Regions from separate parts of the Homo sapiens genome. Here regions 1, 2, 3, 4, 6 and 7 are each linked to region 5. The links are chromatin loops, found by intact Hi-C in ENCODE. Cell type or tissue: mammary epithelial cell. All regions are shown on one strand.

The links. Peaks named below come from ENCODE experiments on the same cell type or tissue, not always from the same donor. Only the 100,000 strongest peaks of a DNase experiment are listed, where the experiment ranks them.
Region 1: a loop joins it to region 5, with 10 times the contacts of the local background. A loop is called at or near these places in 24 of 110 quality-filtered maps.
Region 2: it touches region 5 in a loop (9-fold over the local background); 5 of 110 quality-filtered maps call a loop at or near these places.
Region 3: it touches region 5 in a loop (11-fold over the local background); 18 of 110 quality-filtered maps call a loop at or near these places.
Region 4: it touches region 5 in a loop (9-fold over the local background); 10 of 110 quality-filtered maps call a loop at or near these places.
Region 6: a loop joins it to region 5, with 16 times the contacts of the local background. A loop is called at or near these places in 10 of 110 quality-filtered maps.
Region 7: a loop joins it to region 5, with 14 times the contacts of the local background. A loop is called at or near these places in 23 of 110 quality-filtered maps.

What each region holds. Positions count from the first base shown.
Region 1 is chr11:132,400,317-132,404,316 of GRCh38, reverse strand. No RefSeq gene overlaps it. Among named protein-coding and RNA genes, the nearest start is that of NTM-IT, 120 kb to the right of the region's middle. In mammary epithelial cell, a CTCF peak has its summit at 2,062 (motif pointing right); no DNase peak of the experiment used is centred here.
Region 2 is chr11:132,026,975-132,030,974 of GRCh38, reverse strand. All of the region lies in intron 2 of NTM (neurotrimin), which reads right to left. Among named protein-coding and RNA genes, the nearest start is that of NTM-AS3, 130 kb to the right of the region's middle. In mammary epithelial cell, a CTCF peak has its summit at 2,155 (motif pointing right); no DNase peak of the experiment used is centred here.
Region 3 is chr11:131,746,070-131,750,069 of GRCh38, reverse strand. All of the region lies in intron 1 of NTM (neurotrimin), which reads right to left. Among named protein-coding and RNA genes, the nearest start is that of NTM-AS1, 85 kb to the right of the region's middle. In mammary epithelial cell, a CTCF peak has its summit at 1,710 (motif pointing left); no DNase peak of the experiment used is centred here.
Region 4 is chr11:131,693,444-131,697,443 of GRCh38, reverse strand. The region is part of intron 1 of NTM (neurotrimin); the gene reads right to left. Among named protein-coding and RNA genes, the nearest start is that of NTM-AS1, 32 kb to the right of the region's middle. In mammary epithelial cell, a CTCF peak has its summit at 2,441 (motif pointing left); a DNase peak (open chromatin) is centred at 2,443.
Region 5 is chr11:132,125,381-132,129,380 of GRCh38, reverse strand. The region is part of intron 2 of NTM (neurotrimin); the gene reads right to left. Among named protein-coding and RNA genes, the nearest start is that of NTM-IT, 160 kb to the left of the region's middle. RefSeq lists enhancers at 2,841-2,890, 2,991-3,040. In mammary epithelial cell, a CTCF peak has its summit at 2,236 (motif pointing right); a DNase peak (open chromatin) is centred at 2,210; H3K4me3 peaks cover 781 bases; H3K27ac peaks cover 1,345 bases.
Region 6 is chr11:133,062,679-133,066,678 of GRCh38, reverse strand. All of the region lies in intron 1 of OPCML (opioid binding protein/cell adhesion molecule like), which reads left to right. Among named protein-coding and RNA genes, the nearest start is that of OPCML-IT1, 300 kb to the left of the region's middle. RefSeq lists an enhancer at 1,392-1,965. In mammary epithelial cell, a CTCF peak has its summit at 2,365; no DNase peak of the experiment used is centred here; H3K4me3 peaks cover 940 bases.
Region 7 is chr11:131,912,948-131,916,947 of GRCh38, reverse strand. The region is part of intron 2 of NTM (neurotrimin); the gene reads right to left. Among named protein-coding and RNA genes, the nearest start is that of NTM-AS3, 18 kb to the right of the region's middle. In mammary epithelial cell, a CTCF peak has its summit at 2,480; no DNase peak of the experiment used is centred here; H3K27ac peaks cover 142 bases.

The sequences.
Region 1 (4,000 bases), 270 kb before region 5:
TCAGGATGACCCAATGTTCAGATGGCAAGGAGAAGGCACTGCCCACAGCCCCAGCTCTCCATGTGACCACCTACCACAAGAGTACCTCCCTGCAGTGTCGGCTTGGCTTATGAACCACAAGCACACAGGGAGGGGTGCGGATGGGGAATCTCCCACCTGCATCTGGTCTGCTGGGTAAAATCCAACTGGTGTCAGTGCAGTCCAAGTCACCGGGAGACATGCAGTTTGTGCTTCTGGGAGGAAGAAAGGGAAATACAAACAGTGCACACCATTCTCTGTTAACTGCCCTGGGAATGAAGAGGTGAGGCAGGCTGTATACCACAGCAGGTGTACATCAGGTGTACAGTTCGGGATCCATTCATTTGTTAGGAGTGTTTTCTAGTTTTCACTAAGTACTTGAAAGCTTGGCTTCCCGTTACTACCATCCCAATTCAGGCCTCCATTTAAAATGCACAGCCCCCCATGTTCTCACTTTCCTTTCTCCCTCCCACTTCTCCCAGTGAGCTCTATAGCTGCAGAGTAAATAATACTGTTAATAATAGCAGTACTTATAACTGACAGATTGCTTATAAACAATGAGCTGCCAAGGTAGGAAGCAATCATTAATGGCTAATTGGGAAAGACTTCTCGGGTTTGTGTGTTCACCTGATAATGTACGTTTCTCGACTCTTTTGAGTTTGTGTTCCCTGTATTTTTCTGCAGGGCATGAACTGTGCATCAATTCCCTTTGTATTCCCAACAATGAATGAGTGAGTGAACAAATGAATGAATGAATCCATTTGTTGTTTCTTTTAATCCATAGCCTGCTTCATTGGGTATGCAAACTTCCTCTTTTAATGTTGACATTGAAATGCCATCTGTACCAAGACTTTTTAGATGCCATTATGAAAGTGACTCCCTGCTGTCCACGTTTTATGGTGCCCTGTGTCTATTAAACTTATGTCTATAAATACCTACTATGGTCCACGTGTGTATTTGCATAGACAACACTATAACATTCAAAGCTTCCTCTTCCCACCTTCACAATCCTCATCAAATCAACTGTTGTCTTATTGTTTTATTTGTAATATTGCTCTCAAATTCTTGTCTAATACATAATTTTACAGAGATGTAAGCATAGCAAAGATATAATTCTGTATTGCAGTTTTTACAATGCAAGTAAGTATCTCCTTGAGCTTATCAGTTTGGAGGGGCACGGGGGAGTATTTCATTTGACGTACATAGTCACTGCATGTATATATATATATATGTGTGTGTGTGTGTGTGTGTGTCAAGGTGAATTAAATTAAGGAAACAAAGTGTTGTCCATCTTCAGGGTGGGGCTGATTGTTCTTACATGGAATCTAAGTCGGCAGCCAGAGGAGCCTCAGGAAACATCTGTTTTTTGTTTTGTTTTTGTTTTTGTTTTTTATTTTCTAACCTATATAAACTAACCCACTAAACCGTCCAAATTCTTTATGACTAATTCCAAGGGGATAGAGAGAATGAGGAGCAAGGCAGGAGAGGAGGTGAGCAAATATACCACCGTACTGGAAAGCTGAGGAAGGACCACGTGGGCACTGGACTATTGACGCACTGGCCAACGGCACGTGAACCAGTACTTGTTTTCCAGACAAAGAAACTGAAATCCAGAGAACAAATTGCCCAGCAAAACAAAACTAGGCAAAAACATTGACATCTAGAGCTCATGGTGTCTAGTTCCCAGCCCAGGGCTCTTTCAACTAGACCAGGCTGTCCTAATTGCACAGAGCCTGGCCAGGGAGTGAAATTCCTGCTCCTTCCCTAAAGGGAAGCTCCAGCTTGCCCTGTCCACAGCACATCTGTGGAGGCGAGTACCTGTGGCAGAGCTCCCAGACAGAGTGCCCAGGGACAGAGACTCGCTCACTGCAGCTGGGATGTGAGGAGGGGAAGGTCTCCCTGCTTACTTACATGCTCCTCAGACTAAAGGAGCAGTTTCAGGGATGTGAGAATGGAAATGCATGCTCCTGGTGAAGGGCACAGACAGCTGTTCCATCCCCACCCCGCTTACCCCGCACATTGCTCAGTTCTTCCTTTGTGCACAGGGGGGCACTAGCAATACACTCGTGGCAGCCCCAGCAACCTGCATGCTCTGCAGCTGCTCAGGGAAGAACTTAATTACACCCACTTTCAAGTGAGCATAGCACGCTCTTCAGTGAGTGAGTTCTGCAATGCAGACCTGCTGGCTAGGCTGACTCCGATGCCACCTCCTGCAGGAAACGTGGCCTCCTCTGATTAACCCCACTTACTTGGGATCACTCCAAATCCCCTTGGCTCCCCAGTGCCTTGGTCAGTTGGCCATTTACCTGTTAGCCTCAGGCATGTTGCTTTTTAAAGCATCCCTAGGTATTTCTCTTTCTTTTCTTTATCTTAAGTTCCCATTGTGCAAAGACCATGTTTTTTCCTGCTAGTTCTGATAGACAGCAGCGTCCTTGGAGGGATATTCAGTAAGCCTGGTGTGGGGAAAGCATGCTGAATGTGGAGTCACAAGACAGATGTGCTCAAATCTTAACACCCAACCACCATCAAACCTGAGGCAAGCCCTCTTACCTCTCCACACCTCAGTTTCCTTATCTGTTAATTAAGAATTATCATAGCGGTGTCATAGGGCGATGTGAGAATTAACGAATAAAAATTATCTGCAAGCGCCTGGCATGGCGCCTGAGCACAAAGGGCACTTTATAACTGTTGGCTGGATCCAAATGGTGCTGGGAAAGATTCCCTCACTGGACACTGAAGACAGCCTGCAGTCTCCCTGCCATGGACCTGTAGCCAGCAGTGCTGTGCTGGACACCAGGTGATCGTACTAAGGAAGACACAGTTCCTGCCCCCAAGAAGCCCAGTGGGCAGTTGGAACAGGATCATTTAAACGTAAAGTGATATTGCTAAGACCGAAGGCCAGAACACTCGCAAGGGCATAAACCACCTTGAAGAGGGAATCTCTACCACTCCCTTTTCTCCACACTGGAGGCAACTGACATGCAAGTAAGGAACTGTGGCCATACAGTTGGGTGTTGTCTCCAACCCAGCTCCACAGCATCCTCTGGCCAGAAGACTCCTGATGATGGATATAAGACAAACACTCAGGTTGGGCTTCCTGCCCAACCATGACCCTAAACAAGTATCGTCTCCATGAGGTGCTCTTTTACATTTGTAAAATGCAATGGCCCTGCCACCCCCAGGGCTGAGAAAATTTAAATGAGATAAGTATGCGTGGTACATAATGAAATGTAAGTGCTAGTTTCCTCTTCCCTGAGACTGGCCAAAGCACGTAGCTCTGAATTCTACTTAGATTCTCCCTTTCCCTTTTTAGGGGTGTTTTATATTCCAAAAATCACCTCCAATTTTTCTCTAACTCCTCACACACACACCAATCAAAAGTTTTTACTTCTGTCCTGAAAACTGGAACACAGAAGAGACAATGGGATTCATTTATTGAAGACATTCACACTGAGGTCTGTAAATGACCGGTAAATTTCCTCTTTCAAGGTTTATTTGCCCTTAAAAATACAGACTCTCCTACCTTAAGACTCTCTAAGTGGTAAGATGTATTCGGAGCTCCTGTTAAAGAGTTGGAAGGATGGGCTTTTTCACCCCGCATTGGGTTTAGGTGCTAGACCACCCACCTCCCCACTAACTTCCCCAGTGACCAAAGAATGGATCATCTGGATCCTCACATCGAAGTGGCAGATCACCTAGTCTCTATGCTAAATTTCATCACTTTAACACATTTGTGGAAAAAATTCCTGTCTTGTCTTTGATGTCTTTTGTCTTCATGAAACATCTCTTACTGTGCTTAATTTTAAAGAAAAAACAAACAGCACTAATTTAGAACTTGGCATGAATGACCTCTAATAGGTTCTTTTTGAAACTGATGACCTTTTTAGTTTATTGAACCTTGTGGACCTCCACCCTTCTTTTTCTGTGACCCCTACAAGCGATGGTATTTTCTTACCCCTCCCCGATTTGGGGAAATACACTC
Region 2 (4,000 bases), 98 kb after region 5:
TCTGGGCCCCAGAATGAACATATGTGGAAGAAGCCTGAGCCCAATTTTCAGTCTATAGTCCTCCCAGCGAACCTACAAGTCCAAAGTGAGAAAAAATGCTATTTTGTAAGCCCATGAGTTTTATGCAGCACTATTGTGGCACTAGCTGACTAATTCAGTGATCTAGCTTCCCACTATCTCTCTGCTCTCATCTCCTGCTTCTTCTCCCTTTCTCACTCTCACTCCTGCTTTTGTTCCCTTTCTCAGAATCATATCTTCTTCTTAAGTTTCCTGATCCAAAGCATACTCCTGCCACAGGGCTTTGGCATATGAGGTTCCCTCTTCCAACTCCACAATATCCAAATGGCTTCCCTCTTCACTTCCTTCAGATCTCTACTTAAATATTATCTTAACAAAGAGGGCTTCCAAGACCACCTCTATCTCTAGTCCCATTTAAGCCCCTGGCCATGGTTTATTTTTCTCCATAGTACACCACAGTACAAATGACATATTATGCATGTATTTACTTTTTAGCCTATAGGCCAGAAAACGATTTTCATGCATAAAGTCTGGTGAGTAATTAAATAATAGGCTCCATTCTCCCTATCCTACAGCACAGTGTTTTGGTTTGGGTTTCCTAATTGTTGTATGTATATCACAAAGTGATATACGAGATGATTTTAGGAGATAATTGGACTAGCTTAGACACAAATAAAATAGTAATTAATAAATTTAATTTTATTTTAGGTGGAGTAGGTGGGGTAGGGGTTTTAGGAGTGTTTGAGGAGAGGGGTAACTAAGCTAGGCATTATGAAGCCAGACAGGGAGTGTGTTTAGGTGTAGATGGCCTCAGTTACCTACTCCACATTACAACAGAGTCACTCTGTGACTGATGTTTTCAATAATGACCTGAGTAACAAAATAAGACAAATGATAATCTCCATGTTTTGCTCAATAAGACAAAACAATAATATATTTTAGAAAAAGAACTCTATCAAAAAGGATTGCAATGTTTTAAGTTCCATTTAAAGGATGATAGCTTAGTTATATGACAAATTCATTCATGTGGAACACTGCTGATGCCTCCTAAATAAGCCTGCCCTATGTAAACACGAGGACTGGTAATGAAGGTCCTGATAATTCTTTCCTCATGAATAACAGGCAGAAATGACTTTATACCCACTCCTCGTCTCTGACTACCTCCTCCACTCCCTCCCTTATATGCTTTTCTTATTTTTCCTTCAAAAAAGTCCATTAATAAGAACAAATAGTAGTAACTATAAGCCGATGTTCACTCTATTTCCCACTTTTTCACAACTAAAGGCCCATATGATTATTTTTTGACTGATGGACTATGTGGACTGAATTTGTTAAGTGATAATTATTGGAGCAAACACCTTCCAGCTTCCATTAAAGCACCTAAACAGGCTGGAGTCATCATCATCATGCTTTTCACATGAAAAGGAAAAAGCTGACCAAACCGAAAGTCAACAACTCTTGGATGAAGCTGGAAACCATCATTCTCAGCAAACTATCGCAAGGACAAAAAACCAAACACCGCATGTTCTCACTCATAGGTGGGAACTGAACAATGAGAACACATGGACACAGGAAGGGGAACATCACACACCGGGGCCTGTTGTGGGGTGGGGGGAGGGGGGAGGGATAGCTTTAGGAGATATAACTAATGTTAAATGACGAGTTACTGGGTGCAGCACACCAACATGGCACATGTATACATATGTAACTAACCTGCACATTGTGCACATGTACCCTAAAACTTAAAGAATAAAAATAAAAAAAAGAGATCCTCAGAGATGTCACAGAGCAAAACACTGCCCCTAAATTGGAAAAGACAGGTGGATACAGAGAATCACAACTTATAAGAGCAGAAGCCCAGTAGCAAAAAAACAAAACAAAACAAAAAAAAAAACCCACACCAACCAACCATACAACCCTCTACGGGAGCCAGTATCAGGATAGAAAAACTAAAATGGAACTGATGAGTTGCTGGAGGTTCAGTGTGCACAAGTCTTAGGGGTCAAAACATGAGAGCTCCAGACTTTGGGAGACTCCACACTTCAATAGGAGCCCTAGGAGGTTCAAGAGCCCTAGGAGGTTCTCACAGTAAGGATCAAAGAAAAATCCCCTCATGCATCCAGCAGGGGGAGAGCAAAGGCAGCCATTTTGAAATATGACACATGCATCCTGTTCTTATGAAGGCCTGCCCTCAATAGAAATTATATTACCAGAGCCTAATGATGCAGGGAAGGGAAAATACCCAACTGCAGCCCCTTCTACACTTCCTGTCTCACCTGAGCGGGGGAAGAAAAGCAACCCTGAGACACACTTGTGAAGCTCACGGCGCAGGGGCACAGGCTTAGTAAAATACTGAGGCCTACTCATGGCTCTATAGAAGATTTCCCTCCCCCCACACCCATGGTCACATCCATAGGAGTAGCTCATCATAACAAGAGGGGAATGGAAATGAAAGAATTCTGTATCTCAGATGGTATTTGAAAATAAATTTCTAGGGACAACAGGGAAATCAAAAACAAGAACACCAGAGGAAACTTTAACCTCTGACACAGTTACAACAAGCAATAATTACAGCTTGATCCCTAGCCAGAAACATAAAACTTTAAACTAAAAATCTATTTACTCCAGTTTCTTTTACCCCAGTATATCATGTCTGGCTTTAAAGATAAAAGTACCACCAGCATACTATAAGACGAAAAAAAAAAAAAAAACCAGCTGGAAGAAACAGAGTAAGCATCAGAACAGGCTCAGATATCGCAGAGATGTTGGAATTATCAGATTGAGGATTTAAAGTAACTATGAATAATATGCTAAGAGTTCTAATGGAAAAAGCAGACAACTTGCAAGGACAAATGGGGAATGTAAGCAGAAAATGAAAACTGTAAAAAAGAATTCAAAAGAAGATGGTAGAAATAAAAAAAAAAATCAACAGAAATGAAGAATGCCATGGATCAATAGACTGGATATGGCCAAGGAAAAACCAGTGAACCTGAAGAATATCAATAGAATCTTCCAAACCTGAAATTTGAAGAGAAAAACTGAAAAAAATGGAACAGAATATCCAACTACAAAAGGAAGTGTAATATACATGCAATGGGATTACTAGACGTAGATGGGAGAAAGAAGCAGAAAAAATGTTTGAAGCAATAATGACTGAGAATTTCCAAAAATTTATGACAGAAACCAAACAACAGTTTCAGGATGCTCAGAGAACACTAATCAAAATACCAAAAAACTACACCTAGGCATATCTTATTCAAACTGCAGAAAATCAAAGACAGGCAAACTTGAGAAACTGAGGGTCGGGGAAGAGGGCTTACCAATAGAGAAGCAAGGATAAGAATTACATTGGACTTCTCTTCAGAAACCATGCATACAGGAAGAGGAGCGTCGAGTGAAATATTTAAAGTATTAAAACTAAAGAACCACCAATCTAGAATTCTGTATCCAGCAAAATTATTCGTCAAAGGTGAAAGAGAAATTAAGACTTTCTCAGACAATCAAAAGTTGAGGGAATTTGTTGCCAGGATACTTGCCTTGCAATAAATGTTAAAATATGTTCTTCAGAGAAAATGAAAATGATATCGTTAAGAAATTCTGATCTACATAAATTGATCGTTATTTCCCCATTTTTATTTATCAGGGATTCCTCTATCAATCAGAGATTCAGATCAGCATAAGACAATCAGCACAAATTCATCAGTTGTTGTAGTTCCAGCCCAAGGCAAAGAAACTTGAAATTTCATATATCATGTGGGGCCACAAAAGGGGAAAAGGAAAAGGATCATCAGGGCTTTTGAAATGGAGACAAGAGTTGGACCATCAGGGATCTATGGTATGGACAGTCAGTAAACTCTGCTTTTTGTTTGTTTTTCAAGCCTTGTACTAAATTGGGATAATTCTCAGGATGAGTTTCTTTTGTAAGTTTCATGCCCAATTTGCTATGAATAATTCAGGAAGCAGTAGCGTAGACAAGGTCTAC
Region 3 (4,000 bases), 380 kb after region 5:
CAGGGGAAACCCAAGGCTCACAGGGTTCCCAGACAGCATGCCCAGCTTGCTTTCATCTGGCATTCTCGGAGCAACTGCTGCATCCAGGAACTCTGCCCAATGCGAGAAACACAGAAATGTTTAAGATTCGGTGTCTGCCCTGCACAGCTGACAGGGAAATGTCCTGGTATCCTCTACATAAAACGATGATGCCTGTAATCCCAGCACTTTGGGAGGCTGAGGAGGGCAAATCACCTGAGGTTAGGAGTTTGAGACCAGCCTGACCAGCATAGTGAAACCCTGTCTCTACTAAAAATAGAAAAAATTATCTGAGCATGGTGGTGGGCACCTGTCATCCCAGCTACTTGGGAGGCTGAAGCAGGAGAATCTCTTGAACCTGGAAGGCAGAGGTTGCAGTGAGCTGAGACCATGCCATTGCACTCCAGCCTGGGTGACAAGAGCAAAATTCCATGTCAAACAAAACAAAAGAAAACAAACAAAAAAACAGTGACAATGCAGGGACATACGTCAACAACAGAGGTGTGTCCCAGGGGCTAAGGGATCAAGGTAGGGACCACCTAACAAGTCAAATTCCTTCAATTATTAAAAGAAAAATAATGATTTGCCTGTAGCATATAGCCTGTAAATGTCATAATGACATGCATTCTTCTTGCCATTTTTAGATGCTCACTCTGTGCCAGACACAGCTCTGAGCACTTTGTAAGCTCTATGTCATTTCCTCTTCATAGCAGCCCTGGGAGTGGATATCTGTATCATTCCCTTATTACATGCCAGGAAAGTGTGGCTTATACATCTTCATCGGTCCAAGCTCACATTCTTAGGAAGTGGCTAAGCCAGGGTTGAAACCCAGGTCCCTGTGATCTGTACTGCCACACTCCTGATCACTTTATGATTTCCAGTACTGAGTTGATTCAGAACAACTTCATCCGGAAGTAAAGTTGGCTGCATCTGTTGTAGCTTCTCCAGTGCCCACTCCTGTTTCAACTGTTGATTTATCACAGTGCCCAAAGAGTGTTGATTATTTAAGTGCAATGGTCATGATCTAAGTGCTGAGGACATATGCTACTCTATGTCCTTTCTTTTCTGTGTGAACAAAATGAGGAGGCAGGCCACAGAGGTACACCCAAGAGAAAGGCCGAGCCGGGGCCCCTCTGATGTCAAAAGCCCCCATGCTGTGAGGAAAGCAGGGCCGCCTGGCACTGGGAACCGTCCAGTCCCATACACTCCTGCAAGCTTTCTGCCCAGAGGCCAAGCCTCCAGGGTAGTGGAGAGAAAGAGAAGTAGTGCCAGGCAGTCCCCTCCCATCTGTTTTGCAGAGGAGAGCCATTCTGAAAAAGCACATCGGATTAAATAAATTAAAAGAATTGCACCCCCCTGGGAACATTCTCAAAACAGAAGGTCATTTGAACCGATGTGTGATTCACTCAGAGGCTCTCTTCTTATAGGAAACGAATACATTCAAAATAAAATCACTTCATGGAGTAAGAGGCAGTGGATGGGCACAGGGAGGAGGGGGCAGGTCATGGAAGGCACAGTGTTTACAAAGCCATTAAAGGAGAATGAATAGATCTAGCCTGGTCCCAAAAGGCAAAGAAATGTGAATTTTCACATATAAATAGAAAACGTTTAGAATGGTATTAATTCAAGACCAAGCTCCTAATGTCTTTCCAAGTTAGCCGGCTGTGCGGCGTCTGCTTAGCTGCACTGACCCCTGCCGGTGAGAATCCAGAATTATCTGCTGCTCTGCCACTATTTTCAGACAATGTCCACAGTCCTGGTGACTGCGTGGCAAGTGTGTGTCCACCGTCATGTACTACATGATACATGACCTGGACGCCTAACCAAGAACCACTTTGCCACTACAATACCCAGAACCTACTAGAATATAAGGCACATAGTAAACCCTTAACAGACTTGGTTGAGTGACTATATGACCAAGCATGTACAATTCTAATACCTAATTGAACACATTTAGCTTATGGCACCTTTATCTCATATGAACAGTACCATCAACGCTTCTTGTACACAAGTAATGGATTCTGCTAAGAAAGATGTATCAGGTAATACTGAAGTCACAATGCACAATGGCAGGTGCTATGTGGTGCCCGGCGAGTACAGTGGAGGGCCTGTTGTCAGTCATGGTGACACGGTGGTGATGTGTTGGTTGTGTCCTGGTGGAGACATTCCTGGGATCACAGGATAACGAGGAGCTTGTCAAGCTAAGGAACACGGGGAGGGGATTCTATGCAAAGACAATACAATGTCAATGGCAGAGACATGAAAAAATTGCATGGAGCTTTCAGGAAATTCCCTTGCTGTTGCTGGCAGTTCCAGTGAGAGGCAGGACTGGCAGTGGCAGACATTTAAGAAGTCATGTGATACAAGGCTCTCTGGATCCCAAGATCCAGAAAAGCTTGAGATCATCCTATGGTCCATGTGGCCCCACAGAACTGTTTGACATTTAGAAGCAACATGGTTTATTTTGCATTTTATTTACACCACTCATCTCAGATGTGGAAGATGATTTCAGGGGTATGGAAGGAGAACAACGAAGGCCGAGAGTCCAGCTACAAAGCTATTGCATTTAATAGGGACACAGGAGGAACTTCATTAAGATGTTGGTAGCTTGAATGGCAAGCAAAAGGCTGATGGGAGAAAGATTTAGGAGACACAACCCAAAGGCACAGATATGTGTGCTAGCAACTGGAAGAGAGAACAGCTTCTGCAGAAAGACTCAGGTGGAGGAGGAGGATTGTGAGGAAATTCAGAAGAGATGCTAAGCTTGGGTGCTCGTGGGTTATTCAGCTGGCAATTCAAAGAGTGAGTTGTAAGTTCATAGGACAGTTTGACTGCACATAGAGTTTGGGGAGTTGTTGATTTATAGATTGTAGTAGTGAGAAGCACATTTTCCATCTGTGCCTTAGTTTCCCTCTAGCATATTAGTATAAAAAATAAATTGCTCCTAAGGTATGCAGTGGCTTCTAAGAAAGGCTTATCATAATCTTAACATATATGTATAACAGAATGCTTTATTAAAAAATATGTATGTCATTTTTCTTCTTCACCACAAAGGTATATGTTAGATATTTTTACACCAATTTTACAGGTATCAAAATTGAGTTTCTAAGATTAAGTAACATGGCTATGACTACTACAGCAAATTGATAAGTGACATGTGAGGACCTCAGCTCCAGTCCTCTGATTCTTTTCGGTATCACTGACTCATTGTTATAATAATTTGTTGACATCGCTGCCTTTTTCGGAGGGTACACTAGACTCATGAAGGATGATACTGAAATTCAAAGTTTTATAAAAATGCCAAGCATATGAAGCAGGAAAAAAAAATAGCAATGTCCCATCATTTATAAAACTGAGCTCCTTGGAAGATAAAGGTTATTTAAATGCATAGGCTTATTAATGTCTCTGCATACTCACAGTTCTATCAATCTGAGCATAACCTGAAACTGCAAATTGTACAGGAGGAGACAGACAACATGCTTAATGCTTATCTTGATCTGGAAAATTATACCGTAAGGATCAAGAAAGGCAAACTTAGTGCCTGGGAACATAATGGAAAAACGTATTCATGAGCATCTGTCTTCCTTCTCTTTGCCGCTTCCTGCTTTCCTCTCTGTAAAACTTCCGCCACACCAATTTGGCTACATCATTTTCCTACACACAAGTCAGTGGAGAGCTCCCCATTGGGCAATGTTTTACTTTTCCGGCGTTGAAAAAGAGCGGCACAGCATGCGTCCAAATCCCGCCAGCATGTAAGAAATGTACCCAACCAGCCCGTGAAAGATGTCCGTCCCTGATGGTTGCCACAGGGAAATGAATTAAATCTCACCAGCCCTGAAAGTCACCTTCGGCGGGAGGATTTTTGTTGTTGTTTTCCCCACCACATCTACCTTCACGGTCCTTCTGATTATATCCATGGCAGTAGGAGAGGATGACGACTCCCACAAAGAGGGTAAAGGAAACATTCCTGGACAGACGGACG
Region 4 (4,000 bases), 430 kb after region 5:
GCCAACAATTTTCCAAGGTTACCAAAGGTCCTGGGCATGGAAAATAATCAGCCAATATGTAAAACAATCAGACAGTACTCTGGATGAAGCTGCAACGGTAGATCAAGTAAGGCTTTCAAAATTGCCCCACACTTATGGCACAGGCCGCAGCCCTCAGTGGTCTCCAAGAGGCTCTGAGAGACCCATCCGACTGGCTGCAGACTGATGTGTCCACATTTTCCAGTTCATTCTAAAATTGTAATGACTGTAATCTCTGTGCTTATTATATTCACATCCATCTTACCTTGTGTCCTTATCTTGAAAGGAAATCTGAGAAATTAATAAGCAAAGAGCCTGACAATTACATGGCAATTCCACCGTGCCCCCAGCCGGCTTCGTCTAAAAACTGCCACTCTCTCCTTGCTGTGAACAGATCATCTCTGTCGCTTTTCTCCATATACTCAGGGCTATTCCACTAACGAAACGGGTTCTTGTCTTCAGTGCCAGGGGCAAGGTGACATTCCTTAAGATTTATTATTATTGTTTTCCATAACCCGAGGAATGTCAGTCCTTTAAAAGCCTCTGCACCATGTTGATTTTCTAAGTTAACTCTGACTTAGCATAGATTTATTGGCAAGGGTTGTGGTTTGCCTTGTGTGTGTGTGTGTGTGTGTGTGTGCATGCGTGGGTGTGCCTGTTTGAGACACAAAGGTGAAACAAGAGATAAAACCAACATTTATTTGGCTTTAACATGGGCCATTGCCTCAGCTAATTGCTATTATTTATGCCAATTCTTTCCCTTCTCATAGCAGTCACATTAGGAGAGCAGTATCATCCACATTTATCACATGAGAATCAGGCTCAGAGAGGTTAGGTACAGTGGAGGGTCACTTAGCTACAGGGTGTACGAAAGAAAAGGACTAATAGAGAAAGAATGACTCTCTGGAAAGAGTCCAGAATCCATATGGAAAATGGAAACACAATGTTGTGTGGTCTGATCCAGGCTTGTGGGCAGAAGGGAAGGCCCCTACAACTTGATATGTCTTCCTCTTTGGAGCCTAGTAAGTAATGGTGCTGGGTGCTGGTGTAACTCATGTCTCCCAGACAACCTTAACTCAAGCAACTTGAGACTCCCATACAAAAGCATATCATCAAGCCTTGTTTTCCCGGACTTGCACTCAACTCTCCTTCCTGCTGGCCTCCCCGGGTGCGTCCTGTGCTGTGTCATCCTTCCACAGTCATCACGTGACAATGAACACCCAACATCACCCCACACCCCATACTACCAAGGACATTTGTTCTCTCCGAGGCTGTTAGCTCTTTTTGTCCCAAGTACAATTCGCCCTCCTTCCCCTGGGGGCCGGCTCCCTTTGGCTGTGGGTTCTTTCATGTCTGTCACATCAACAACACTTTCTGTTGAGAGGCTAGTTGTTTGCAATGATAATTAGACATGCACCTTTCTGCACCACACGTCCAGTTTTTCTCATGCACTCCAGCCCTGTCCTTTGAGCGGCACACATACTGCAGCTGCTGTCACTCTTGGGACAGGATCAGAGTCCAGAGCGCAGGAGTGAAGGGACATAGACCTCTGATATATACTAGCTGTGTTTCCTTGGGAAAGTTTGCCTCTCTGAGCCTCTTTCCTCAATGGAATATTGGGATGATAATCCTACCCATGGGGTTGCCTTAAGGATTACGTGGGAAACGTCCATGTAAGACCTCTGTTACAATAAATGCTCAATCTTTCTGGTTCTCCATCCGACCCGCTGCTCCATCCCCTAGTTCTCAAGGTGGGCATGCCGGTGAAGTTGCTCCTAAACATGCTCTATTCACAGATTTGACACTTGTGGAGGAGAAAAACACCCCACTTCAAAGGACAAAGGAGACTGACAAGGTTTGTTGGGTACAGAGGAAAGAGTCTGAGCTATTGGATCAAAACCCGACAACCTCATTTCCTGGAAAATCATGTAACTTCTCTGAATTGCATTTATAAAACCTGAATATGTGCCTCATCGGATCACTCTAAAAATTCAATGAGACAATCTGTATGAAAACATGTGCCGGCATGAAGGTTTGCGTAAAGTCATTCGTTCAGGAAACCTTTCTGAGCTAGCCCAGTCCAGTCTTTGACATCATCTCAGGGGGAGCTGCTAGGTTTAGGACAAGCACAATAAAACCAACACCAAGCCAGAGGTGTGCAGGTGGCATCTGGGTGCCTGGCCAAGACACTAAGGCCACACTCTGAATTCTTATACAAACCCAGTGCCTATCTCGTCACAGAGATTTTTCTTTTCAGGGCGGGGGGGTGGGTACTAAAATCCTCAGCCTGTCCGTGGCCCAGAGCATTTTCAGGTGAGAATGTCCTGGACAACGCATCGTGCGTTTCCCCTGGCAGACAGCTCTCTCCTGCACCCTCCCGGCGGCGGCGGCGCTCCTCCCAGCCCGTCCAACACTGCCCTCTGGTGGCAGCAGGTCGCAATTTCATGGCTCTCCGACTGCCCCTCTGCTGGGGCTCCTCCCTTCCCAGGCCCCATTCCGGCTGCGAGGGCGCTGAGCGAGTCCCAAGGGCAGGCAGTTTCTCTGCGAGTTCCAGATTCCTACATTGTCAGCTGATCTTTCCTCTGCATTCACGCCCCACCCAATCCTGAGTGATCATCAGGCTCACCTGATCCTGTTTAAAAGCCTTTATGCCCTTCCGCAAAGCTCATGGTCTTGGCATAAAACCAAATCTGCTCCTTCAGCGAGAGCTCCTCTGTCCACACGTCCAGTCTCGGCTCTGGAGCCGTCCTTCGGAGGTACTGCCAGCCCGTGGTTCCCAGGCCCAGCTCCCTGTCCTGCCTGAGCTCATTCACTGCACTTCCCGCTTCAGCCTTGCACGCCCTTTCCCGCCACCGAGCAGGTGGCTTAAGCTCTTCAGAACCCAGAGGGATGTCACTTTCTCCATCAGGACTTCTCCGGCAACTCCCCCTACTCTGAGCTGGGTGCAGACCTAAGCCCTGCTTCCCACTCTGTCACAGGCCTTTCCCACCAGACTCAGCTTCTAGACCCAGCAATGGCATTTTGTTTGCATTTTAAAAAATCACCATAGCCCTAAGACAGAATACAGTGCTGCCCGTGGAGACTGAATAAATGTTGAATGAAAATGGTCTGTAGCTTGAGAACTAGAGGAAGAGTAGATGCTGCAAGGGTAACAAGTCATCACTATTACTTACATTCTCACTAATAATAATGGTCCTTATTGAACAATTCTCCTATGCGAGGCACCATTAACTGCTTTAAATGCATGTTCTCATTGAATAGGCCTCTATATGATGTAGTGAGCATCTGCAAATACTGTCTCATTGAGCCTTCACAGCAACCTTGGCAGGGAGGAGAACAAGTGTTAGATCCATGTGACAGAGGAGAAAACGAAAGTCGGGGAGAGGTGGGTGACCAAGCATCCAAGAATAGTGTGAGAGCCCAGATTTTGCAATCTCTCTCCTAGTGACACAAGTCTGCTATACTTCATGTATACTCTTCCACCTCTTCCTGAAAGAGACAGGTCTCCAGAGACGAAGTCAAACACAGGAATGTGCTTCCACCTGCAGACCCAGGCTGTAAAAGCAGCTTCTCCTCTCTCGCTTCCAGTTTCTAATCAATTATGGAGGAAATGACAGTGGAGAGGGGAGGAGAGAGACACTCCATAGTGACTGCAGCTCATTGAAAAGATACCCGAGGCTTTGTCTCTGCAGCCACAATGCCCAGCTGGGAACACCAGGGCATATATACATAGGATTTGGGTGGATGACACTGAGACAAAGGAAAAATGACAAACCAAGTGAATTAAGTGAAGGTGAAATAAACGGTGCTCAGCAACAGATGGGGCTGGTGCTGGGTAATTTTCTCCTGTCACCTCCCCTCAGGTAATAGATAATCCTGCAGCTGCTGGATTTCCTGGGAAGTCAGGCACGGGGCCTGAGTCTCCTTCGTGTTTGGAAGCCATGCCCCCCATTCCTTAACCTGTCTTGATGATAAAAATCTT
Region 5 (4,000 bases):
TACCTTACTGAGGATAGTGCCAGAGACTCTGAATCAATATATGTGTGAGACACAGGAAAACTATCCCCTAAGTTGGTTCTAAACTATCACTTAGAGCATCAATAGTAACAATACGTACACAGCTGTATGCACTATACAACATTGCTCTTCCAGAAATGCAAACAGTTTTGGATACCAAGTCCCTATACAGCCACCTCCAAATTCCTCTTCTAGAATATATGACCAATAGACCCCACCCTATCCACCCTACCAACACACACACACAAACACACATCTTTTGCAAACTACACTTTTCCAGCGGCACTTTCTAAAGAGAATTGTTCACTCAATAACCTGCTGGGACTTGTGACACCAACCCATCCCAAAGAAAAATTTCTACACTGTCGATAGTGATTTCTGACCTTACCAGCCTCTTTTTTTTTTTTTTTTTTTTTTTTTTTTTTGAGATGGTGTCTCGCTCTATCGCCCAGGCTGGAGTGAAGTGGTGCAATCTCAGCTCACTGCAAACTCTGCCTCCCGGATTCATGCCATTCTCCTGCCTCAGCCTCCTGAGTAGCGGGGACTACAGGTGCCCGCCACCGCACTCGGCTAATTTTATTTTATTTTTTTATTTTTTATTATTTTTTTTTTAGTAGAGACGGGGTTTCACCGTGTTAGCCAGGATGGTCTTGATCTCCTGACCTCGTGATCCACCTGCCTCAGCCTCCCAAAGTGCTGGGATTACAGGTGTGAGCCACCATGCCCAGCCCCTTATCAGCCTCTTGTACCTGTGTGATCACCTGGCAAGTTAAGTTGGTTGGGTGAACTCCTACACCCACAACTATAACCCACTGGAAGATTCTTTGAGGCTCCTGTTTCTGCATGAAGGAGATATACATCTGGACAGCCTGGGGCCAGTCCACAAAGATCTGAGGATGGTCCCTGGAGAGGCAACATCTGATGTCCTGCTCTCTACAGTCCCCAGGCAGCCTCTAAATTCTACAGCTGAGAGAGTAAACAGGACTAGCAACAGTTGAGATGTAACATTGTGTATGCATATTCAAAAGACATTCATTATCTGTAGGACATTGTTTAGAAATTGCTCTACTATTTAATTTGTGATAAATGATTAGCAAACATGTTTATCAATGTAAAAAAAAAAACACACTCACAGAACAACTTTAATTGGATTCATATACTTTAGTGTCTGGGAAAGCTGAGAAGCAAACCATCCTATACCACTGCCATGTGCTTCTCCTCTCCAGCGTCCTGTCCCCAGCCATCTGCCCTCAGACTTCATCTACAACCCCAGACAGCCTTCTGCCAAATGTAAACTGATGGTCACAGGGAAAAGGAGAGGACATATGGATGAGAGTGCCCAAATATGAGAATATCCTTTGTCGACAAAAGCCAGAAAAGTGTAAATCTTTCAGAGAGCCAATGCCCAGGCCAGCATCCCACCTGGTTCAGTCCCTTGGATGGGGAAGGGTGGATCTAAGACAAGAGCTTGGCTCTGGGACTTGCAGGCTATAACGTTAGACACTACTAAGTCTGCCGGCATGACACTCTTTCTCCTATTAATAGCAACTTCTTCAATTTGCTCGCCCCAGAAAACAAAATGAATGAGGCTTGGCTGTGAATGTAGGGAGACTAAAGCCCAGGATGGCAATAAATCGGAGAGCAGAGTGGCAGACACTGTAATCCGCCGGAATGCCGCTCTGGCTCAAGGAAAAGAACCTCTTTGGGGAAGCAGTGGAGGGAATCAATGCCCATAAAAGCATCCGAGGCAGCAAGCCACAGCAGAAAAGATAGATACTGTTGACCAGCACATGCAGCAGATTGCTGGTTGTAAAACAAAATAGAAAGTCATTAAAAAGGTGGGCAAAGGGCACGATTGTGTGATGTGGATGTCACAGGGGACCTGTGTTATAGAGGGCTCAGGCCTCCCCATCCGTCAGAAGGTCAGCATCGCCAAGACTGCCTGGAATCCCACACTGCAGATCCCTCTCTATGCGCTCACCGCAGCAAGGTGAGAGATGGGTTAGTATTTATTGCCACTTATGTAATAGGTCTATTTGGAAACACATTCTGACTCGCTTATCAGGATATTAATACATCACAGCATATTGAGCTGTATTCATTTTGGGTTCGGGTTGCTTTAACCAAAGACTTTCCTGGGAAGCCTGCCAAGGTATGTTTTTCTGGAACGAGCTCCCTTTTCTGCCTCATTCACCACCTTTCGATCCACCAGAGGGCAGAGTCAACCCATAAGACTCAGGCTCAGGGACTTTGGGGGGCAGTTTGAAATAGGAGGAGTTTTGGGAGAACGCACCAGAAAAGCAAAGGCCTGAATAAGTTATTCATCCTGAAAGCTGGAGATGGAAATAGTTTCTGGAACTCTCAAGAAAAAAGACTGACAATAAGGCCCGAAAGAAGCAAGTTAAATAGTTCTTAATGTGCTGTGCCTCAGTTTCCCAACATTTGAAAGGAGCAGATGCTTGAATCATTTCCAACTCACCCTGTAAATTAAACCACGCTTTGCGGGTCACAGAAAACACCTCTCACAGCAAAGGAGGGGCAGCTGGCAGAGAAACAGGCTGCAAGGTCGCAGCCAGCACAAATCGGAAAAAGGCACGTTCTGGAGGCTTCTTCCCTCCTTCTCGCTTCCCTCTCCCTTTGCCTCCTGGTAGGGCTCTTTCTCCTTCCGCATTTCCATTCTTGCCCTCTTTCTCCTTTTCTTTCTTGTGCTAGTTTGGCTGCCCTCTCCAGCTCCTCTCCTCTTGGGAGAAATAAAAGTAAAACCAAAAACAACTGCTAGGGGAGAAATGACAGCAGCTGCTTCCTCCCCCTCCTCCTGCCCCCGCCATGGGAGGTGGCTGCGAAGTCCCCGCACACTGCCAGCCATGGTGAGAGCTTTGATTTCCAATCTGATCGCCTCATTTTGTCAGCCTCTGCATAACACAAACAGCTCAGCCCCCACTTATCACAGAAAAGAAGGGGGTGATGGAAGGAAAAAAAGTAGAAGGAACACCTTCCTCTCCCATAATAAATAACTGGCACAGGCATCTCCTGTCACCCTCAGCATTGTCCGTGGTGTGTGTCTCCCTACCTTGCCATTAAGAAGTAACTCACCACAGCTGGGCTGGAGAGAAACAGTATCTCCCTGCTATTGTTCACAGCGTTCTTGTGTGACAATTTCAATCCATCAGACTTTTCTTCTGCAAAGAATTGATGGACTAAGGATCCTCTGGCTCGGAGCTGTTTGTATTTCTGCACTCGTTCACACACCCAGGTGGCGAGACCCTTGCGCCCACTCAGTCTCTCCCACTCCCACATCGCGCAGGGGCGCCTGGGGACCCAAGCTGCTTATGGAAAGCGAGGCTCCACCTTTGCTGGGCTGCGCTTCTTCCTCTGCCAACAGCCCACTCATCCCCCTTGCCTGGGACCCCTGTTGATCTCTCTTACACACACACAATATACACACACACACATACAAACACATGCACGCACACACACCACATACCACAGCACACACCACATACCACAGCATACACCCAGCCACACACACACCACACACCACACATACCACACAGCACACACAGATACACAACACACAACACACATGCACCATATACCACAACACACAAAATACACGCACCACATACCACACACACATCACACACCACACACTACACACCACACTCACACCACATACCCCACTACGCACTACACATGACACACACACCACATACCACATGACACACATACCACATACACCACCAAACACCACACACATCACACACCACACACTACACACCACATACACATTCATACCCCACCACACACCACATACATCACATAGCACACACTACACACCACACACACCACATACACCACCACACCACACACGCATCACAGACACATCACACACCACACACTACACACCACATACACACTCATACCTCACCACACACCACATACATCACATAGCACACACTACATACCACATACCACATACACC
Region 6 (4,000 bases), 940 kb before region 5:
CAAAAACAAACAACAAACAACAACTTCGCAGGGACATGGGAGACAGAACACGAGGTGGCAGCCTCATATGACAGATGATTTGAGCCTCAGGGTCTTCCAATGACTTGCACCAGGACATAGAATGACTTAGTTGTTGCTGGATACCGTAGTCAGAACTGGGAATTGGATTTCGCCTGGCATAATAAAAATATTGCAGGACCCAAGTCAGGACCAGAGTTTGGTTCCTTGAACTAACAAGGAACCTCCTTCAAGTCCTAGTACTCTCCCTAGACTTTGGCAACCTCTTCTATGAAAGGGGAGGTTGGAGGAGAGGGCGCAGTGAGACTGGCATTTTTTTAAAGGCGTCTTCAGCATTGCTGGTCCATTACTCTGAGAGGTGAAGTAATGTTTCTGCAATTGGGGAAGTGGCTGTGGTTTAAATTCCTAGTCTGTTAACTGGTTGTAGAGTTGGTTTCCTCTGAAAGGGGAGTGGCCATTGGCAGGAGTGGACATGAGGCAAGCCAGGGTCCCACTCCCTTAACCACCCAGGCCATGGTCCCTCCTTGGCAGGCAGAGGCGGGCAGGGTGCTGCTGGCCTGAGGGTCCTGGGCAGGCGGCTCTGTTCTAGCACTCTAAGGAGATCAGATGTTGCGGGCACCAAGGTTCTCAGGCCCACAGAGGATGGCATTTCTCATGTCAGGAGGGGATGGACGAATGAAGACGTGCGCACTCCCGGGAGGGAGGAGAGTCACAGGAAAGAGGTGTGGACAGGCAGGATGGAGCAGCACGTGTTGTATCGGGATTCAGTAGTGTGATGGGTGGAGCCGGGAGAGGAGGGAGCTTCGGGCAAGGGAACGTTGGCAGGAAGCGTGCGCAGCAGCAGGAGCCTCGGGTGCTTGCGGGTCTGTGCACACTCTGGCCAAAATGACCCAGGTAGTGTTTCAGCTTTAACTCTGCAGGTGTTCAAGTCCCATCCAGTGAGTCCAAGTGAAGCACCCTGTCCACACGGAGGAGATATCCCAGGGCAAGGCTGACAGAAGGCCCTTGAGGTCCCAGTTACGTGTCTGGGCAGACAAATGTGAGACTGTGGCAAACCAGAGAGCACTGCCTTGAGGTTGGCCGCGTGTGCCCGCTAGAGCCAGGTGTGTCCACTGTACTGAGGGAAAGAAGCGATGCCCTTCCTACACACGGGCAATATCGTGTAACAACGGCTTGTTTACAGCCCTTGCTGGGCTCTGGGGCACATTTGTCTCCAGGCAGCGCCTTGGAGACGACCCATCTCCGAAGCAAGTCTGGCTAGGGGGCAGGTGCCTCTGCCCTGGAGCACAGGCAGTGGCGGGGTGTGCATCTCCAACCCCGGGGGCCACGTCATCGGCACCCCTTCTGGAGCCATGGCTCCTTCTGACCTTGTTCCCTTGGTGGGCATCTGCACACGTGGTTTAAAAGTGCCCTTTCCAGGGCTGATCCTGCCCCCGGAGGCCCCAGTGAAGCAGCCCAGCCCAGGCTCAGCACAGATGGATTTTCCAAGGCTCTGGGCCGCCTTCCTCCTGCGGGACTTCATGCTCGTCCAGGTCCGGCTCTCTCGGGGGTCCTGGGGCTTCAAGCACCAGACTGAACCGTTTCCTCTGCACCGTGCTTTCCTCCGGGTGAGGCCACCAGGCACCTTGTCAGGGACACCGTTTCTTCCACTCACCCCACCCTGGCCCCTGACAGGTCGCCTCTCCCTCCTTGTTTTATTTTTCTCCTCTTCTCATCCAGATTAAACATGTACTATGCTTCATATCTTGTATGTGTCCTGTCTACCTGGTGGACGCAACGTAAGCTCCGTGTCAGGGACCTTTGTATTGTTCAATGTTGTATCGTTAGCACATGCCAGGCTTCCAGGAAACGTTTCCAGGAAATGAATAAAGCCTTCTTAGGTTTACTGCCGGCCCGCCCCGCGCCGGGCCGTGTGGCTGCGGAGGCAGAGGAGACCTCAGCCTTCCCTTCCCTCCAGGCTCGCTAAAGCCTGAGCTCTTCCTGACACTTCCCCTCCGGCCCGGCCCGGAAGTCCCATTCCCGGATCCTTCACCGAGGCCAGTCCCACCCGGACAAGAATTCAGGCAGCACAGTCCCCCTCCCGGGGCAGTCTACCGTGGGGAAAGGGCAAGCACACAAGGTGGCCCTGCAGCGGCCCCTGAGGACGCCAGCGACAGTCTCTGGTAGGACCAGCTGGCCGTCCCTTCTCCCATTTGACCCTCCTCCTGGTCCGCTGCCACAGATCAACTGTTGCCACAGCTACCAGGGAAAGGGGTGTTTGTCCACGGGAATGCTCCCTGCGGAGGAGCTCTGCCCGGGGGCCTCAGCCGGGAAGGCGGCCAGGCGGGTTGCGGTACCAGGGGCTGCCCAGCGAGGGGAGACAAAGCTCCACAAGTGAGAACAGAAGCTGTGCCGGCGGCATCAGTTACCCGGCAGCGTCTGGGAACCGCGCTGGGTTGCGCTGGGGTCGGCTAGTGGGCCGGCGTTCCTCTCCTTCCCTCCCTCGGCTGGGCTCCGCTCCACCCCTCACTCAGCCTCCTCTGGATCAGCGCCACCTCCTTCCTTTGGTCAGCCCCCTTCACCTGCAATAGGCCCCAATACAAGGGGCTTGAGGAAACAGTTTTGTGTTTTGTTTTGTGGTTAAAGAAAGAAAGAAAGAAAGAAAATTAAAGCCATATCTTCCAGCCCTGTCTGCAACTGACACAGTCAAGTGATCAATCCCGGCTGACAGCTAGCCCGTTTCACAAAAACACCCATGAAATCGTTCTCAATTCAGGAATGGCTTTGAAGATCTAGCTGGTATTAATAATCACCAACCGGGGCTGGGCTCAGTGGCTCACCCCTGTAATCCCAGCACTTTGGGAGGCCAAGGTGGGTGGATCACCTGAGGTCAGGAGTTCAAGACCAGCCTGGCTAACATGGTGAAACTTCGTCTCTACTAAAAATACAAAAATTACCAGGACATGGTGGCGGGCACCTGTAATCCCAGCTACTCAGGAGGCTGAGGCAGGAGAATGGCCTGAATCTGGGAGGCGGAGGTTGTAGTGAGCCAAGATCAAGCCATTGCACTCCAGCCTGGGTGACAAGAGCAAAACTCCCTCCGAAAAAAAAAACCAACAGCTCTGTAAATGACCTTTTCTGACCATGAGACTGAATAAAACCTTGCGGCAGATTAATAGGACCCAAAGTCATCATTCACATCCTATAAAAATAGGTTCGAAGGCAGCCGCTTCACAGTCTGAAGTGCAGGCACACCACTGCAGAGCCCACGAAATGTGGCTCCCTGGGACCTTTTCTAAGAGCACAACGTGGCTTTCCTCCTTTCTGACCCCATGGGAGGCTGTCTAGTCTGTTGGGTTTAAGAAGGAGACAGGAGGCTGGAAAAGGCATCCCTGAGGGCTAGCCGTGGCCCAGGGGACCAGCCCTCTGGTTGCTTCTCTCCGCCGTTGTATGACATGTGTCTGTTCTCACTCGGAGCCTGTACCACTCTGGGTAACTCTTATAGACTGGAGCCCCTAGAAAGAGATAGGAAGGGACAGAATAGGAACTAAACTTACACTGCGAAGGCTGGTCTCTGGACTGACCGGTAGAACTCACAGCACGTGCTGAGACAATGACTGGAATACAACGGGAAAACTCCATGACCCCAAAGCCCCATGCTGGCCCCCGGCCATGGGAGGCACTGGACAGGCACAAGGAGGATGCGGCTGTCTTTACAGACAGTGGTGTCTTGCAGAGGTACCTCAGATCAGTCCCCAGCGCTGCAGCTGCCGGCTGGCTGCATGCAGCAGTGCTGGAGCAAGGCAGAAAGCCATTCCTAGGGAGGCTGCTGTGGAGTACAGCTTGGCAAGGCAGAGGCTCAGGGGCGGGAACGATGCTTGGGTCCAGTGATCAGGATTGGGATCAATGACAGGGTTGCTGAGGCAGCCCTAAACCCCAGCTGGAACAGGAGATGGAAGCTGAACTGGCAGCAAGAGTGGGCAGTGGGGTCTCCAAGGATGCC
Region 7 (4,000 bases), 210 kb after region 5:
GGCCAAAATGACAAGAAACAGCTGTCCATGGGAAGATCAGGGTAGGGGTGTTCCCAGCAGGGCGGACCACAAGAGGAAACGCTTTGCAGCTGGAATAAGCTGTGTTTATGGGTGTCCACAACAGAGTGAGTGAAAGGAAAGGCAGGATGAGAGTCCTTCGGATTTTATTGGCAAATTCCACAGGCCAAGCCATGTGCTGCGGATTAGGAGGCAAGCCTGGAGGAGGCCTAGTTCCGCCCTTAAGAGGCTGTGGAGTAGCTGGAGGGACTACCAGAGAATCCATCTGCTTATCAAATGAAACTCCAAGCACCTTACATGACATGAGCAAAGTGCCGCAGCTTCCTTCATCTAGAGGGTGACTCCCGCGTCCTCTCAAGTATCAAAACCACATTTAGTCTGTGTGATTCCATGGAGTCCCATATCAAAACTCAACCAAAATTACATACATTTCTCAGACCTTCAATTCCTAACTCACCCGGGAAAAACAACATCATCCAATCGCTAAGCCTATGGTCTAGAGGCGCGATGGAATGCAGCGTTCAGCCTCTGATACCCACCTGCCAAGTGATCCCCAGGAAAGAATGCACTTTACTAGCTGCTGCCTTAATTGGGGAATCTCTGAAATGTGGAAAGCATTCATTGAAACTGCCAAGTGACAGGTGTGTTGATGCTTAGTGAAGGTCTCTAAGTGAATGACACCCATGCATTGGGGCTTCTGGGGCTCTCTGATTCCTCACTGATGTCTGCTCACTTCCACCCAGGAGCTAGGAGCTAGTGCAGTCCTGCCAACCCACAGAAAGCCTTCACTCCAACAGAGGGGCTCTGCTCCAGCCACGGACAGCGTGATCGCCCACGTTTTCATGGTGTACTCTGCCTCACAAGGTCCATGACCTCTTTGTCCACAGCCAGCTTTTCCAGTTGGACCCAAGCCCCCAAAAGCCAAGTCCAGGCCGTACGCCTTTCCACACCCAAACACCCAGCTCAGTGCCTGATATGGTCTGGCTGTGTCCCCACCCAAATCTCATCTTGAATTGTAGCTCCCATAATTCCTATGTGTTGTGGGAGGGACCCAGTGGGAGATAATTGAATCATCGGGGCAGTTTTCCCCATACTGCTCTGGTGGTAGTGAATCAGTCTCACAGGATCTGATGATTTTATAAGGGGTTTCCCCTTTCTCTTGGCTTTCATTGTCTCATCTGCCGCCGTGTAAAATGTGCCTTTTGCCTTCTGCCATGATTGTGAGGCCTCCCCAGCCACGTGGAACTGTGAGTCCATTAAACCTCTTTTTCTCTATAAATTACCCAGTCTTGGGTATGTCTTTGTCAGCACTGCCTAACGGACTAATACAGTCCCCTTCTTGAAAGAACCACTCAATACATTTCTGATTGACCGTAGTTGAAATTTAAAATAAAATGATAGAGAAATGTGGTAAGGAGATAAACTGAATATAGCTGGGGGATATCGTTGTTTGGCTTTCATTCATTTTGTTTGAGTAAGCATCTGCCAGCACACAGTGCTCATGCCATGACAAGGCATGATTCTTGCTTTCCAAGAGGTGCTCTGCAGCCCAAGGGAAGAAAGAAGACAGAGAGATAACACTGGAAAACAGGGTCTAAGCCAAAATGAATAGGGAAGACATTAAGTGCCACAGAGGAATGAGAGGAACACGAATCCAAAGGGTCCTGAATAGTCCTGGGAAGCTTGGTGTACAAAGTCAAGGAATGGAGTCCTGAGCTAGCATACTGGTCTGCCACTGGCTGCTTATGTGATTTCAGGTAAGTTCCCCCTCTCTAGGCCTTAACCGGGAATAATTGTCTATTTCAGAGAGGTGTGAGGAGTAAATGTTACTGTTTACATAAAATGTTCACACAGTAACAGACCAATGATAGTACTATGTATCTTATTAACGTGATTGTTACCAGTGCTTCATAGCCTGGCTTCAAAGCTTCCTAGCTGTGCCACCTTCATCAAAGCATGTAAACTCTCCACACCTCAGTTTCCTCGTCTGTAAAATAGGGATAATAGTAACTCCTACACCATAGGGCTGTTATTAAAGTGTTAATGTCATGAGGCTGAATGATAGGTGAGATATTATTAAAACACTTAGATACTCCCCAACACATAGTGAGCACTCAATTAACATTGGCTAATAGTATTATTAATGCAGATTCTGTTTTACCTCACCCTTTTAAGAAATATGCCTACAGAATGCCAGCGGGAGGGCAGAAAGAGTGGGAGACTGCAAATTGTAATTCTTTTCAGGCTGTCAGTGCTATGCTAATTGAAACATTTCCCAATACCTCCACAAGGATTGTTAGAGCTACTTGGATAAGATAAAACATTTTTTAAAGTTTCCTCAAATTAGAATCTTCTGCTGAGCATTTATTCTTTAGGGACTGCAAAAGATCCTCAAAATATGATGTTGGTGAGAACAAAGCAGAATAAAATGAAATTAGAGCAAAAAGTCCTCTGCTGGTTATGAAGAAAACTACATGTATCACCATCATCACCCAATCACCCATAGGAAGATGGATATGGCGGCCCTCCAGGCCAGAGCACGGGTGCTCTGGTCTCCCCTAGTTGTGGTTCCTTACAGCTTGGTTATATGATTAGTCAAAACAGAAAAAAACAAACGGAAGAAGAAAGAAAGATAGATGGAAGGAAGGAAGGAAGGGTCCTCTGTCCCCCTACACACACACAATACAAAGCAAAAAGAAAATAACTCAGAACTCTGAACTACTAGATGGTTGCAACCTACAGTCAGGTTACGTGAAAATGCAGCAATTTTTATGCAAACAAAATACGTTCTGAAATTCCTACTTGCCTCTCTGTACACAGAACAAGAAAATGCAGGACCTATGTTTGAGAGTTCAGGGGCTTCCACCCCACCAAAGTCCATCCCAGCAGGGCAGCCCTTCCTTGTTCTAGCGCATCAGAGTCTGAGAAGGAGGGCAATCCTGAGAGGCCTGAGCATCCTCCATACTGGTTGCTTGTTACACCTGGTGCCTGATTCACATCCTAAGTCAGGCCTGTGGTCAAGGGCTGGTGTCGCTCAGACCCTAGCTCATCTAATCCCTGCCCTGTAGTGCTCCATCCACTGTCAGGGCCTTTCTCTTGAGTGTCAGGAAGACATTCAGCCCCTGAGGCTGGCACAGAATGGCAGGAGATGTTCCAGAAGGAACTTGGCTGGGTTGGGGTCAATTCAAGGGTCTAGAAAGGAAGCTCCACCATGTTCCCATCTCCATCCACACCCAAACAATACCACTGGGTTGAGAACACATGTGAAAATGCAAACAAACATTAGTGCTGAAAGAGAGAGGGGGACCGGCAGAATGAGAAAAAAGAACCATGAAAGGGAAGACAAAGAAAGATAAGTCAGCCAGTACATGATAACGCGATTTCAAAAAGAAGCTCCTCCTAAATCAGGCCTGTCCCGTGATTCAGCCTCTGCTGAATGCAGCCACCCTCTGGACAGTCCTGACTTTGATAAGCCTTGAAGACTACCTTCTGGAGACCAGATTCTGGCCTGGTCTCTGTCTGCCAGGACCCACTTCCTGTTTATTTATCTTCAAGTCTCTACAGAGCTACCTTACACCTTTTCCTTGAAAAAAAAAATCCCATTTATATCTAAAATGTTCCCCATTCAGAATGTCTCTGTCCCTGGGAGGCCCTCCTTGCAGCCAAGGACTAGGGACAAAGAGGGCATCCAGAGAACAAGCATTTCTTGAACAAGAAAATTTCCTTGATTATTACTGCTCTAGACATTTATTTTTGGTTTTTTATTTAAGTAGTCTGAAATCACTGCATATTTGTAACTCCCCTGAAATCCATTTTTAAAGCAGATACACAATCATTTCTGAGTGGGGGAAGGAAGTTGCTTTATTTTTGCTCAGAAGAGTGGAAGAGGTGGGTCTCGTGAGCCAACAAATAACTAGGAGTTCACCAGAGCCATGAGGTTAAGCTTTGCCTAGACAAAGGATCACTGGATGCTTGTAGCCCT